Linked DNA regions of Mus musculus: region 2 is linked to region 1. Evidence: chromatin loops called from intact Hi-C (ENCODE). Cell type or tissue: heart. All regions are shown on one strand.

Evidence for each region. Hi-C counts contacts between places; a loop is a spot of excess contacts. Peaks named below come from ENCODE experiments on the same cell type or tissue, not always from the same donor. Only the 100,000 strongest peaks of a DNase experiment are listed, where the experiment ranks them.
Region 2: it touches region 1 in a loop (2.0-fold over the local background); 5 of 42 quality-filtered maps call a loop at or near these places.

The regions. Positions count from the first base shown.
Region 1 is chr9:95,663,822-95,671,821 of GRCm38, forward strand. It overlaps Pcolce2 (procollagen C-endopeptidase enhancer 2), which reads left to right. Exons shown (of 9, transcript NM_029620.2): 3 at 6,184-6,439. Among named protein-coding and RNA genes, the nearest start is that of Pcolce2, 30 kb to the left of the region's middle. In heart, no CTCF peak of the experiment used is centred here; DNase peaks (open chromatin) are centred at 2,260 and 4,210.
Region 2 is chr9:95,557,635-95,565,634 of GRCm38, forward strand. It overlaps Paqr9 (progestin and adipoQ receptor family member IX), which reads left to right and starts at 2,000. Exons shown (of 1, transcript NM_198414.3): 1 at 2,000-8,000. The coding sequence starts at 2,325. The coding sequence ends at 3,452. In heart, a CTCF peak has its summit at 3,576; a DNase peak (open chromatin) is centred at 2,707; H3K4me3 peaks cover 2,555 bases; H3K27ac peaks cover 1,607 bases; H3K27me3 peaks cover 6,555 bases.

The DNA of each region.
Region 1 (8,000 bases):
GAACAGTGCCTGGGTGACCCCTGGCTTCCACATCCATGTGCGCCTGCATACACATGTGCAACTACATACAGAATATACATGTGCGCCTGCATACACTTGTGTAACTGCATTCAGAATATACATGTGCAACTGCATATACATGCACAATTGCATATACACACATGCCTGCATACACATGTACATCTGCATGTACATGTGCATACACATGCATGTGTACACATATTTGGAAACACACACACAAAGCTTCAGGGCTCCGGGGACATATGACAAAGAAGACCCCACTGGTAAAAGGCTCCTCTGGCTTTTATTTCTGCTGTGCTTAAAAATAGCTGTAACATGGGATAATTGTTTAACTTAGGAACATTTTCCCCTCCACAAATCTCCACCAATCATGTCTATCTTGTTCTGGATTAACTCATACTGACAACTTCTGGAGACCTGAAAGAATGTTCTAAAATGACTTTTTGAAGATGTAGAGAAATCAGTTTTCTTTGGTGGTATGAAACCTTCTGCACTTGTCTATCAGGAAGCATAATAGAGAAGTTACCACCCCTGCTTTTAAAAATGCACAATCCTGTACACACATATTGAGAGAGTGTTACCAAGGAGACACCCTGGGCACGGCATATCCACTTAGCGGTAGGTGTTGCCTCTCATCTCACTGAGGTTTAGCCTGCCTGAAAGGTGTTGCCAGGCTCTGGGTCATGTGCATTCTTGAAGTTTAATTCTCTCCTCTCTCTTGGCTATGACTGTGTGCTTCCCTGAAGTTTAATACAACACCTGCTGATTTGGAAACTCGATAATCAAACAGCACAGAAAAGCTCCAAAACTCTTCTCACCCAAGATCGAATTAAATAAAATGAGAATAGGAAAGTTTCCTTCATTACTGTCTCCACCCCACCCACCTTCTCGGCTGCGTGGGCCCCCGCTGTTGTGTTTCCATTGAACAGATCTCAGAGGGAGAATGTCTGGCTGTGCACTGCGAGGCTGAGAGCATGCCAGAGACCACAGTGAGACGTGAGGTGACTGGCTGTCTGCCAAGGGGAGAGGAATAATGGGCTCTGGAGGGGCAACTGGGACAATAATTCCACTGAGATACGGCAGAGGGTGTGTGGGAGGGAGGTTCCTAGAGAAGATGTGTTTGGCCCACCTTTGAAATTGGAGTGAGAGCTAATGGATGGAGAAGAAGAAAGAATATATCCCAGGAAGGGGAAATTCACATGAGGTAGAGAGGAAGAGGGGATCCATTTATTTTCTGGAGTCAAGAAATACTGATAGCTTCTCGATGCCCCACTGCTCAGCCAGGTAAAGGAGTCACGGTAATGATGGTGGCATTTAGAGACTAAATTTAGAGCCATTGCTATAGTCTGTAGTGTGGATCTTGAATGTGCTCTAAAGGCAAGTATTAAAGCCCTGGTGCTCAGCCTGGGGTACCACTAAGCCACTGGTTCTCAACCTGTGGAAGGACCCCTTTACAAGGGCCACCTAAGACCATCGGAAAACACAGATATTTACATTGCAATCCATGAGAGTAGCAAAATTACAGTTAGGAAGTAGCAGTTAGGAAGTGTGGGTCCACTGCATTAGGGGATGGTAGCCCACCCAAAGGAAATGAGACCAGTGGATCCTCTGATGGCTAATGTTACATCGATGTGACACAAGCTAGAGTCATTTGGGGAAAAAGACCCTCAACTGGGAAAATGCCCCCACCAGATTGGCCTGTGGTGTGTTTTTTAACTAGTGATTGATGTGGGAAGGCCCAGCCCATTGTGGGTGGATCCACCCCTGGTCCTAGAGTTTAGGAGAAAGCCAACTGAGCAGGCCAGAAAGAACACCCTTCCATAGCCTCTCTTTAGTTCCTGCCTCCAGGTTCCTGTTCTGAGTTCCTGCCCTGGCTTCCCTTAATGACAGACTATATGCTGTAGGGTGAAATAGACTTTTTCTCCAGAGCTTACTTGTAAAGATCATGATACTTTATCAGAGCAGTAGAAATTCTAACTAAAACAGGGCATCCCTTTCCTTAACAGGGAAATCGAGGTCATGGCCCCTTCATGTTTCTTTCTTTTGGAATCCATCTTTGTGCTACCACATGTTCCTCACAGTGATATGAGCCTTCATCACAGGCTAAGAAGCAACAGCATAACCCTGTGAGAGCATTATCCCAAATAAACACTCTATTCTCTTACAGACCCATCATCTCAAGCATTCTGTCACCGTGACAGAGAGCTGGCAGTTACTCTGCGCTGTCACATTTTTGTGACTAATCCAAATTGTGCACGTCCTCTCGAAAATGAGTTGCCTTTAACTGATTACTGCTTGCCAAGTAAACTCTATATATCTGTCATTGGGCAAAGCTGCCTCTCCCTTGCCTATTCTCAGAAGCTGCTTTATTTGGGAGGCCAACGATGCTGTTTGTTTGTAAAGAACACACAGACACCTAAAACAACAAAGATGGCAGCCACATGTGGTGGTAGTGTTGGGGAGAACAACTGGTGTGTGCCACTCCCCAGGGCACTAACACAAAGTGCAAAGCTTCTCTAACAAGCAGACCCCCAAACCCCAGTGACCGCACACGGCACAAAGTTCTCCTTGATCACTGTGCAGCTGTGAGTGGCTTCTCCTGGGCATCCGTCTTCAGGCACTAACTCCTGTCCTGCATAGCTATGTCGTCTGCTACATACAACCTCCTGTTTCCTCTACTGAATCCTTTTCTTAAATCTGAAACAGAACTCCAAGAGGATTGTGCAGAATATTTGATATGCCACTTCTATTGGCATTCTACTGGCCCAGACCTCTTCCCGTGCTTTCAGGCTCCCTGCAAAGGAGTCTGGGAAATGTGGATGTCCCATGTGTCTGGAGAGAGGTTATGTGCTTAAGAAGCCCCCCCCCCCATGGATATTTTTCCAAGAACCATGCTAGATAAATTGTGTTCTCTATACCACGCTTGCTGGTGGTAAGGTGGGGCCAAATAACCTGTGAAGAAGCAGTGTAGCTGTGTGAGGCATATATGTATATGCATATATGTATATGCCAGTATATGCATGTAAATGTTAGTATATGATGCCCGAAGGGCTCAGGGGGGGCCTCTGGGAAGGTGTAGTCCTTGAGCTGAGACCTAAGATAAAGCGAATCATATTAGGAAGAAACATTGTCCAACCGGGGGTCCTGAGCTGGGAGCCATCTTTGGGGTGTTCCTCAATCGGCACAGTGGCCTGCATGGAGGCTGAACTGTCTGAAAGGGAAGACCCATGAGACAGGTTGGACCATGCAGCGTCTTGACCTCTCTACCTCAGTCTCCATCGCCCTGGGTTAATGTGAGCAACAACTTCCTAGAGTCTCTGGGAATGATTTTAGGAGAAAAGGTGTACACATTGTAGCAATTTACCTGACACCTGGAGTTCAGGTTTATTATGGTTCCAATGCAGTGGGGAAGTTTTGGGGTTATTTCCAGTAGAGCAGAGTGACAAGGTCTCCGTAGACTCCAGTGGATGGGTTCCCTCACTCCTAGACATGAAAGGAGTTTAATTTTTTTGGGCAAAATTTCAGGGAACAAAAGGAAATGTTCACAGTATTACATCATTTCTATTCACTAAAATGTGTTTTATTTTCTAAACATGGACAAGGTTTCCCTTAAAAATAGTATTGAGAGAGGATGGGGAGGGAATGAGACCTAGTTTTTAAAGAGGAAAAAAAAAACAATGAAAGGAAAATAGAAAAAAGAAAAGAAAGAAAGAGTGTCAAGATGTACACAGGCTGTAAACGCTCCTGTGAGCTTCTGGTTTAGTCCCATCTCGAAAGACAGCCAAATAATTATGCGTACTTTTAAGGTCAAATTCTCTGGACCACATGCAGAATGCATGTGCAGGATAACAGTGGGCCCTCTTTCTCCTCAAGCTTGATGTGCACGAATCGCTCTGGGCATTAGAGCACCAACGACCATGCCAGTTGTAAAAGAGAGAAATCCTGGAGGCTGGAAACGATGGCTTAAAAAAAAAGACAGACATGCTGCAGGGACACCATGTCTCTAAGTGTTGTGCTAGGGAACAGAACCCTGTTTACAGTTTGTGTCCTCCACAGAGAAGCAGGCTGCGGATTTGCATTTTGTCCATCCCTGAAAATGCAAACCACCGACTTAGAATGCGCTTCCCCAGTTCGCTGGCAGGAGCCTTGCCATCAAGTGACTTGGCAAGTGTGCCTGTGACAATGAGGACGTCCCAGGGGCTTGTGGGTGAACTGAGGTCACTGCTGCACCCGCTGGCAGTTGGCCCACACAGGACTCAGCTGTTGATTGGAAAAAGCAGGGACCTGGGACTGTCTCTCCTCCGGGCCGATAATGAATCCCCTAGCTGATATCAGCTCGCAAAACAACAGCTTCATCTAATTGGCACCAAAATAAACAAATAATTGTCAAGTGTGTGCATCATATGTGAGCATTGAGAGACGATTCGGAATAAAAAGCTTCTAAAAAGCAATGTCTTGCTTTTGTGAGAACCCTTAACCATCGAACTGTGCTTTCTATAAAATCTCTGGAGTTTCTGATAGTTGGACAGCAGATGAAGTATTTAGCAATTGGAAATGTAACTGGAGGTGTGGGGCTTATTCAGTAGAGTCCTCGCCTACTAAGCATAAGGCCCTGGGTTCAGTTCTCAGCATGTTAGAAATCACAGACTGGTGGCACGTGACTGTAGTCCCAGCATGTGGGACGTGGAGACAGAAGGGTTCAAATTTCACAGCATCCAAAGTTACATAGCAAGTTCCAAGCCAGCCTTCACTACCTGAGACCCTGTCTCAAAGTGGGGGTGGGAGGTTGGGTGGGGGGTGAATAATGCCCTCTTGGGATTTCCCAGTACGCTTTCTCCTGTGAGTTATTATATGGCTTTGACACAAAAATTAAATGACATCGAAAATACATTATTTTACAGTAGTCGAGTGAAATGTGCCCTGGGGAAACGGGATTAGTGTCGGTGTATCTCTGGCCTTTAATTCCGAGGCCCTTAGTTGAGATGAGTACAGAACCAGTCAGCATAGACTCCCGGGTGAATGTCCCCACTCTGACCTTTGTCTGGTCATGAGTACGTTTTTATGGAAGAAAGTCCTGGCAGTGAACACACGTGGTTGAAAAGATGAAGTGGGTGATTCAAACTTTAGGGTTGGAAATCCTGAAGGGAGAAAGTAAAGGACAGGTGAGCTGGGACCTTTTTCTTCCCTTCTCACAAGACAGGGGAGGAATTGCCTGGGGGAGTCATGGTGAGGGAGATCAGGGGAAAGAATACCCGTGCATAGTCATTGAGGAGTACTTGGAAAACACACTCTCTACCCGAGGAAAACAAATAAAAATGTTTTCTAAAACTTACCGATTTTAAGAAAAGACGAATCAACAAGCATCCAATTAACTGAATATAGATTTTTGCCCTCAACTGAACTTCCTGAAAATTAACTATACAATTGCCAAATAAACCCTTAATTTTGAACTTCACAGAAGCCTATTGTACAGTGTGGTTTTCTTTTTTTTTTTTAATCTGGAAAAAAGAAAAAGAAAAAGATGTCTCAAAGTGTTCCTTCCAAGCAACACATAGTATAGGTGGTGAGGCATTTTACAATATGTAAAAATGTATTAATAAAATGAGTCAGAACTGCTATTCTTTATAAACAACACCACCATCTAATGAGATTAGTCCAGTATTTTGCAGCTTTGTTGAGATATATTCATTGTTTGTTTGTTTGTTTGTTTGTTTGTTTGTTTTTCCAGACAGGATTTCTCTGTGTAGCCCTGGCTGTCCTCCTGGAACTCACTATAGACCAGTCTGGCCTCAAACTCAGAGACTGCCCCGCCTCTGCCTCCAGAGTGCTGGGATTAAAGACTTAAGGAATAAGGTCAGGGACCTAACAGAACTGTGGGACTTAGCAGAGGAGGGTAAGGGTGATGCTTTTCTTCAGAAGCATCCTGCTGGCTTAGTCCAGACCTGAGAAGGAAATTACCCTGGTTCATTTACTTATTCATTTATGAGTGTGTGTTGCTGGGCTCGAACCCAGTACTTCACAGGAGCGAGGCAAGGACTCTGCCCCGAGGCGCGTCCCCGACCTGGCGCAGGACTTAGCTCTGTTGTCTTTAGTGAAGACAGGCTATAGATGTTGTTGCTTTTAAACAGTTTTAACTCTGCCTTTTTTTTTTTTTCTTGACAGGTTCCTGAGGGCAAAGTGGTCGTCTTGAATTTTCGATTCATAGACCTGGAGAATGACAACCTGTGTCGCTATGACTTCGTGGATGTGTACAATGGCCACGCCAATGGCCAGCGTATCGGGCGCTTCTGTGGCACATTCCGACCTGGATCGCTCGTAGCCAGCGGCAACAAGATGACGGTACAAATGATTTCTGACGCCAACACCGCGGGAAGTGGCTTCATGGCAACGTACTCTGCCGCTGCGCCAGATGGAAAAGGTAACCGTTTTCACACAGGGGCAGCGACCTAGTGACAACTAGGATCTGTTACCTGTAGTGTGTCAGGCACTGTTCTTGGCACTCTCTATGTGTTTCCGCCTTCTAAGCACCATAGCATTTCTTAAAGAGCCAATGAGGGGCTGGTGAGATGGCTCAGTGGGTTAGAGCACCCGACTGCTCTTCCGAAGGTCCAGAGTTCAAATCCCAGCAACCACATGGTGGCTCACAACCATCCGTAACAAGATCTGACCCCCTCTTCTGGAGTGTCTGAAGACAGCTACAAAAGAGCCAATGAATGTCAACAAGTCATCAAGAGATCATTTTTAAAATTCAGCCCTTTTTTTATTAAAGAAAGTCTACATATATATATATATATATATATATATATATGTATATTTAAAGAAAGTCTATATATTATTCTCGTAAAAGTCAATAGAAATGGATAGGGTAAAAAACGTGAAGCTTGCGTGCGTCTTCACAGATGTAGCATCCACTCTTGCACCTCATCCTCCAGAAAGGCGTGGCTTTCTCTCCATGTTTCCCTTCACACGTGTACTTTTACCACAGCTCTTTTAAAAACCTAGGTGAAATCCCACACTACTTCATAGTTCTCTCTTGTTACCTCATGCTCTGTGTAATGCCTCGTGTTGGGTCATAGGAGCACTCCAGGAGAGCACTTGAAGGGGTGGCTGCACCAGGTAGGATTCCTAAATCCCCTGCCTGCTGCCTGAGGGGGCTGCTCATCGGCCTGGGCGGCCAGTGGTGCAACGTGACTAGATTGAGAAGTCAAGAGACAGGATCGAGGGCTGACACTACAACCAGAGCACTGGGGTGGAAACCCAAGCAAGACACCACAGAAGCCATGGACTCAAAATATTCAGAAAAGCTACCCATGTCTTTAACTGCAGAACTACATTGCCGGGACAAGCCCGTTGACAAAAAGGCCCAGAACAGGGACTAGAGCCTCTGGCCACTGCCAGGGAGACAGGCTGAGTCAAGAGTGTAGCTAAATGCTTACTAGGAGAAAAATCATTTTTTTCATAGGTATGTAACAATCTAAAGTATAATGTAACTGATTCATAATGCATATTCATAGTGCAGTAGAAAGCAGTCTAGTTACCAGTCGCAAGTCAGAGGTTGCAGTGAGCTGATAACCGCTTCAGTTTTCAATTGGGCTACTTACTGCCTTTCTGCATTGGTGATTTCTCCGTAGACCATCAGGAGACATGTGGAACTATAAGGACGAGACAGACAGGCAGACAGGTTTCAGAAGGGGCGACTGGAGGTGTGGCCTGGAGACAGAATGCTTGTTTAACATTTTCAAAGTCCTGGGTTCAATTTCCAGTATTGAGGGAGAGGGAGCGGTCTCAGGATTTAAAAGGCGCGCATGTAGAATAAATCAAAACAAGAAACAGAAAATATGAAAAGAGAACAAGGTGATTTTTTTTAAACTAGAAAATACAGAACTTGATATCTTATAATTTACCCAACAAATAGACTGTGTGCTACAGAAAACAGTTCCTCATGGATAGGAGTTACCAGTCTGAAACACCAGCACAGA
Region 2 (8,000 bases), 110 kb before region 1:
ATGAATTATTTTGTTCCTCTGACTTTCCTGTGGTTCCGAGATTTAGCATCCCCCCACTTGAATTGAATGCTTGACTCCTAATCGGTTTTACACGTTACCTCGGGTCCCTCTCCACGTGGTAAAGGAAGCTAGAGTTCAATTTTAAAGCTGAGGAAAACTAAAAGGGAAAGAGAGATAAATAAATGATCAGTTAAAAAACTTCAACCAAAACCCGAATTCATTGCAAACCCACTAGCCAAAAAATATGTGATAGGTCAGAAAGATATAACATTACCGTGCACCTTTGGCCTGATTGTGCAAGAGTTTGCAAAATCAACGAGTGGAAACTATTTCAGAGAAAAGGCTGAAACTTCCAAAAAGACTTGATTAATCCTAAACATTTACAATACAAAATGACAGTCTAGTTATAAACAACTTATCCATACTAATAATCTTCTTTAACCTCCTTACAAGATTCTGTTTAGTGATGAAGGTGGCCCTTTTGATTTTAAAATGAACATAAAATAAAAATTTAAAATTCAATCGAAAGCCTTTTCCTAAGTGGGATGGTCCTTCCTAGCAGTCCGATTCCTCCTAGTGAAGGTTAGTGGGTGTTCTAGTTTCATATATGAAGTCTAACAGCAGACTGCCTGTGTTCACATTCACCACCTGGGTGTACTCAACATGGCCATGGTGCCTCCATTTTCCTTATCTGCAAAATGGGGGAAAGAGTATCTAAGATATTTTAAAGCTGTAAGACATCAAGTGCCTAACACCTCAAAACTGTATGTATATCTTTGTTATACCAAGGTGAAGACTCCGGTCAGATGAAGCCACACCCGGAGTATCACTGAAAGATGGAACACGGTGAACATTTGAGACGTCACTGGGAGACCCCCATCTTGGAAGTCTAGGTTATGATATTTTTCACACCGCTGCTCATCACAAACCTCTGAACTCTTCAAGTCTCCTTTTCTTCGGGCCCCTTGCCTGAAGAAACTCATACTAGACCTGCCAGGTACTTCTAAGGTTAATTATGCATAGGTTTCTCTAAACCATCGATGCTAAGCCTCTAGGAACCCTCTCAACTCTCTTTTCTGGTTTGTTCTAGAAGACGCCTATAGTCTTCCCTCATCTGCTTCCTCCCGAGGCTCCTGCACAGCTCTGCTTGGGAAACCCTTTTTAATACATTCCCCGGCTCCTTAGAGGCGTTCTGAATCCCCAAACCATCATCTGAAACTGTTCCTGAAAATCCGTTGTCGAGCGCTCCTGAGCTCTTCATCGGATTCCTAGTTAAAGAAGCCACAGAGGAGTAAGCTGGGGCTTCCGAGTTGGTGAGTTGAGCTGAAGACCAGCTTGGGAATTGTCCCTTTAGGTCCCTTTAGACACCACAAAGAGAGAGAGGAGGAGGATAGTGACGCACCTGAATAGGTCCGCTAGAGTAAGGAAATAAACTAGGACTTGACGTGGATTGAGTAGGAGGGCAACACTCACACACACACACAGAGGGGGGCACACACACACTCACACACGGATGACAGACAGCAGAACAGAGAGGCAGGCAGCACCAGCTGTCTGACAACCGCCAAGCTCGGATTCGGACACCGTCTCTAAGCGGGTACCGCAGTGCCCTCCCTGACACCTCCGCAGGTTACAGTTAGAGCATCCCTCCGCCCAGCCCGGCTCCCCGCCCCCCACGAACTCGGGTCCCCAGTGTCCTCTAGAACGCCGGCGTGGCTGTCGCACTTCGAACCCCCTCGCCCACCCTTGCCCACCCTCTCGCCCTGGGCGCCGGCGGCCGCGTCTCTGGCCAGCCTCCGGCCCCGCATCAATCATTAACGCGGCGGCCCGAGCGGTCGCAGCCCGAGAAGGGGGGGATGGTAGGAGACGCAAGACAGGGGACACCTCCATCCCCCCGCCGCGGCGCAGACACCCTAACCCCGGGGGCCCCCGCCCTGCGCGGCGCCGCCCTCCCCCGCCAGCGCCTCGCGCACATCCCGCCTCCCGCCGCCCGCCCCGCGCGCACGATGCCCAGTCACCGCCGCGCCGCCGCCGCCGCCACCACCGCCACCACCGCCGCAGTCAGCCGCGCCACCGCCGCCACCGCAGCGCGGCCGGCCGCGGGCTGAGAGACCCGAGCGTGGCGAGGACGCCGCCGGCAAGCCGCGCGCGCAGCAGCAGCCTCCCGCCCGGTGCGCCGAGCCCCCGGAGCAGCCCGCTTCCAAGCCGAGGCCGCGTAGCCAACCTGCGGCCGCGGTCCCGCGCGCGCGCGCGCGCACAAAGGCTCCGACGGCGCCCGGCGCCCGCGGTGGCCTCGCGCGCGCCCTAGCTAAGCCCGGGGCACCATGCCGCGGCGCCTGCAGCAGCGGGGCGCCGGCGTGAAGGGACCGCCGGCCTCGACCTCCCGGCGCTCGCATCCCGCCTCCGCCTCCGCCCCCCGGAGCCCGCCGGCGGCCACGACCAAGCCGCTGCTGCGCTGGGACGAGGTGCCCGATGACTTCGTGGAGTGCTTCATCCTGTCCGGCTACCGGCGGCTGCCGTGCACCGCGCAAGAGTGCCTGGCCTCGGTGCTGAAGCCCACCAATGAGACGCTCAACTTCTGGACGCACTTCATCCCGCTGCTGCTGTTCCTCAGTAAGTTCTGCCGCCTCTTCTTCCTGGGCGGCAGCGATGTGCCCTTCCACCACCCCTGGCTGCTGCCGCTGTGGTGCTATGCGTCGGGGGTGCTGCTGACCTTCGCCATGAGCTGCACGGCGCACGTGTTCAGCTGCCTGTCGCTGCGCCTGCGCGCCGCCTTCTTCTACCTGGACTACGCTTCCATCAGCTACTATGGCTTCGGCAGCACCGTGGCCTACTACTACTACCTGCTGCCCAGCCTGAGCCTGCTGGACGCCAGGGTCATGACGCCGTATGTGCAGCAGCGCCTGGGCTGGCACGTGGACTGCACCCGCCTCATCGCGGTCTACCGCGCGCTCGTGCTGCCCGTGGCCTTCGTGCTGGCTGTGGCCTGCACCGTGGCTTGCTGTAAGAGCCGCACCGACTGGTGCTCCTACCCGTTCGCCCTGCGCACCTTCGTCTTCGTCATGCCGCTCAGCATGGCCTGCCCCATTATGCTAGAGAGCTGGCTCTTCGACCTGCGAGGCGAGAACCCCACACTCTTCGTGCACTTCTACCGCCGCTACTTCTGGCTGGTGGTGGCCGCCTTCTTCAACGTGAGCAAGATCCCTGAGCGCATCCAGCCGGGTCTCTTCGACATCATTGGCCACAGCCATCAGCTCTTCCACATCTTCACTTTCCTCAGCATCTATGACCAGGTGTACTACGTGGAAGAGGGCCTGCGCCAGTTCCTCCAGGCACCCCCTGCCGCGCCCACCTTCTCGGGCACAGTGGGCTACATGCTGCTGCTGGTGGTTTGCCTGGGACTAGTCATCAGGAAGTTCCTGAACAGCACCGAATTCTGCAGTAAAAAGTGAGCCTCCACCCCCGGAGGAGGCTATGGTTTGCCCACCGGTTTGCGTGGAGTTTCTGTTGTTGTTGTTGTTATTGTTGGTTTGTTTTCAAGTTTTGTTGTTTCCTTCTTTGCTGGAAGAGGGTGCTGCAGGCCACTAGGGAAAGGTTCCCTGACAGTTGGGGAATCCCAAGTCCACTGGCCTTTAGAAGAGGGAGATGGGAGGTGAAACAGAAGGAAGAGGGCCTCCGGGAAGAAAATTAGGGACTGTCTATGATATCCAGGGATTTTTGCAAAGACAGTGAGGATTGTGATTACAGATAGAGCCCCAAGCAGTTGGCTTTTCTAACAGTCTTCTGTGTCCCTTAGTGAAGGCAGGTATGCAGTGAAGAGGATAAACACAAACCCCTGGCTGCTTCTGAGGTCTAGCAATGCTTGGATTTGTCGAAAGAATGGAGCTTTCTCTGTTGGGAAATGGGCACAAAGACACAAACCCGGGGCTTAACCCGCTAGACAATGCATGGAATGTGAACACAAGTTAATTATTTCAAAATGTGTATCAGATGTTATTTAAATGATAATATATTCAATGATTTTTTTCATAATTTATCGAAGCCTGTGAGATGCACTGGATTTCCTTTGTCACATAGTTTTGATTTTTGCAGCCTTCTGCATTGCACACGTGAACTGGACCTTAGGGCAAGCTGCTTGAGAGAGTTCTCGACTACATTTTTAAACAGTGTTCTGTGAAGGCCTGTGAGTGTCATGATAAAACTGTGAATGACTACATAGGGACTCTGATTAGACTATTGGTTAGGCTCCTGTGGTTTGTATAGGTCTCCAATTCCTACTTACTTTGATGTATTCCACAAAACCCACCCTGGGTTTTTGTCTCCCCCCCCTCTCTCTTTCTCTCTTTTTTTATCTGATTCTTTCCTCTCTACTTACTTAAGTTGCCACTAAAATAAATGTGCCTTTTGAAGCAATGCCCAAATGACTGGTCCTCAAACGTAGCTTCTTGTACTGGGAGAACAGCATATTCTTTTCCCACTTTGCTGCAAATCATGGATGAACAGAACGGAGGGAAGGTGGAGGGTGGGTTTAGGTTTCTAGTGGGGCCAGAAATAGCTTGATGGTGTACAGAGTGTTTGGCTTCTGCAAGAGTCAGCCCTCTAACGTGGCTGAGGTTCCTACTGCAGCCACAACGGCTGGGAGGTTAGGACAGCGACACATGTATCCTTGCTTCAATTTTAAAAGGCAGTCAGGATCAGGAAGTTCTATTATGAAAGTCAGAATCTTGTTATTTATTACTGAAATTTTTGAGTTAAGACTACAATTGCCCAGTTAAACCTCAAAGTCTCATTTGAATCCAGGCTGTGGAAATGATTGGTAGTCACCCCAAATCCTTGCAGAGTTAGGGAACATGTTCCCAGATTCTTTCTAATGACCCTATTGGCCAGTGTTGTTAGACATTTCTTATAAATGTTAACCTGTCATTAACCTAACAGCAGTATATTTAAATATTCGCCACACTTCTTGGTAAAAGTCCTTCAGACTAAGAGGCAACTAAGAATGGGGAGCATTGGCTTAGTGGTGTAATTGAAGACAAGCACATGGGGTCTATGAACACTTACCTCAGTCCTGGTAAGATGGTGCTCCTGAAAAGATTAGTGTTTTGTCTATGCTTTTAATTGCTATTGTATTTGTAAATAGAGAACCTTGGCACAATTCCCTGGAGGAACCAATGCCCTGAGTGTGTTCACTTGCACACAGAAGTTAAATGTGTGTGTGTGTGAGAGAGAGGGGGGACGGGATGTATTGAATTTAGGACTTCTTAATAGGATTTTAAATTTTACTTTGCATGACTCCTGATGAATGTCAATGTCTTATCCTTTGCAAAATGCCAGGAGATTTCTGTGTGTTTACAGAAGTTGATAGTGTGCTTACTACCAGTGCTGTTACTCAGTGAAGCCGAATCCAGCACTTATATCCGGGGATAACTGTAGACATCAGGATGTATCCACGTACACTTTCTTGCATGCTGCTGTTACTTCTTGTAGAGTCTCAAAGAATGTTCATTCATAAACTAAAGAAACAGCTTAAGGGATATTATGTAGGATTTTTGTTGTTATGGTTGTTGAATTGGGACACCCCCTCTGGAAGGAACTCTCAAGAGAGAGACATCTGGAAGAATCCATGAACGTGAGAACAGGCACTAACACCCAGAGTTTGTCACTTTAGGTTTTTGTTGGAGATCTTCCGGGTCCTCTCTAGCTGTGTGTCTTTGTCTTTAAGCAGAGGCCACTTGAGGATAAAAATCATACCCGGATCGTTTTCAAGTGATTATGATGCACGAGCCAGTGAGATGACCCGCTTTCCCAGGCAAGATCTCCCCACACAGCATGCTCCAGGAAAAAGGAGGCTTCACCTCCCCTCTCCTCCTGACATCTCCTCCCCTCCACCCCATCCCCACCCCCATCCCTGGCTCTGCACCACTAGCATTAGGGATGGGACATTCTAATTGAAAAGAGGATTGGCTTCCCTTCCTGTTCCCAGATACACCACATACACCATTCCCGATCAGAGATGCTTTAACCACACGTTCATGGCTCTGAACTATGTTATTTCTGTTAAGGCAGATAATGCCATTTTAGAGCAAATATTTACTCAGTCTATTTGCACAGAGCTAACGGGGCTTATTACACATTTCAGGAGTAATGTAGCCGTCAGAATAAAACTCTAAAATAATACTTTTCCACCTTCTCCATTTCACCACATCCACTAGGTTTGATTGCATTTAACAGTTCAAAATACATGACAAATTATACATAAGGATTCGCTATCTTCATACAATCTATTCGGCAGTAAAATTTTGAAACATATTATAAAACCCAATTTCCTTTTCATTTGTAGCCATAACCTAGGTGGCATCTCCAGGAGCAGCCCCCTCGGAAGGGTGCCTGGGAAATGAGTGATGTCTGTGCCCATTGCTCCGTGAGTTGCTTCTAGGGCTGGCTAAGGCTCAGGTTCAGTTGGCTACAGGGAGACCCTTTCTCCTTTCTCAGCTTGCCACTCAGGTGAAGAAGATGACCTTCCCAGAGAGAGGAAGTACAGACTCCTTCATGTCATGACTGGCTTGTAAAAATAAACATGATCTTTTTCCACTGGCCATACACGTTCCATAAATAGCCCAGGGAGAAAGTACGGGGCTACATAACTGTCCAGAGTGGCCTTAGACTGCTTCCATTCATAAACCCCACTGTAAGTGCTCACAGTCAGAAAACCACGTAGCCTAATCTGATGGGCAACTTTATATATGGGGGAACTATTGCTAAGAATATCAAACTGGTAAGTTTTTCTGATTGAGTGATGGGTCTGAGGGGCTGACAGCAACAAGCCAGGGGTTTTAACCTTCCACTCCCCCAGCTAGTATATCTGCTCAAAGCTATAGTCGACAGGTATGGTTGAAGTTGCTTTTTAAGGGTTTTATCATTGGCTGAAGGTGACAGAATTCAGTCTTCAAACTGATAGTGAAAGCAGGGACAGCTGTGTGCTCAGCTGTGTCTATTACTCTGCAGGACTATGTTGCATGGTCAAGTATACAGATGCTGATTGGATATATTGTGTGTAATCATGGATAAGATATCCTTTAATTGAATACATCTATTCAGTTTTAAAATAGATCAAAATAAGAGACGGGAACCTTTAAAATTAGATTATAGGATCTTAAAATGTCACCAGCCACCGAGATGATTTCTGTCACCTTGTTCTTTATCCATTAAGTTTGCCATTGCTGATTGACTCCGTTAGGCTCCTTTGGCTGATGCCTACCTAGTCTTCAATGTGATCTTCCTAGTGCTTACTGAACATTTACTCTACGTAAGGCACTAAGCAACGATCCATGTATCCATCCACGTAATTGCCTTTTGGTCTTACAGCAGAGCAGAGTAGAAGTTTGAGTTTTTTCTCCTGTTGGTATAAGATCAGTCTCGCACAGTAATAGACCCACAGCGTTTTACTTTTCTCCTTAGCTTAAAGCTTTTTTTAAAATTTAATTTACAATTCAGGTATAAGAAGAGTGTGTCTATGAACAGAGTTTAATGTTTTATCATCATGGTAATGACAGTAGTAACGATGAACTGCTGGAAGGTTATGGCGTCCACATCATTTCGAAGAGTGGTTTGCTCAGAGTGCCTACAACAGACAGTGTAGTGAAGTCAAAGCAAGATTCCACTCAGGCAGGTGTTTGGAGAGTTTAGCTTATGCTTAACTCTCCAAAAATCTTCTGGCCTTTGCCTGCCCTCTTCTTAGATCCTTCCATTATAACGAGAGAGAGAGAGAATTGGATTCAGACAGCCAACGTGGAACAGCTGCTCAACTCCGGACAGTGTTACCTGATTTTAAGTTCTGTCCCTAGAAAAGCTTTCGGACTCTGAGGGTGTCCGTGCTCAAACAGGTGGCAAGGGATTCTATTTGGCATCCTAACACCACCCTGCAGCTTTTGACGGCAGCTCTGCGTGCCGTGGGATATTTTGAGTAGTACATTTATCCTGTGGCTTAATTTGTTTCCATA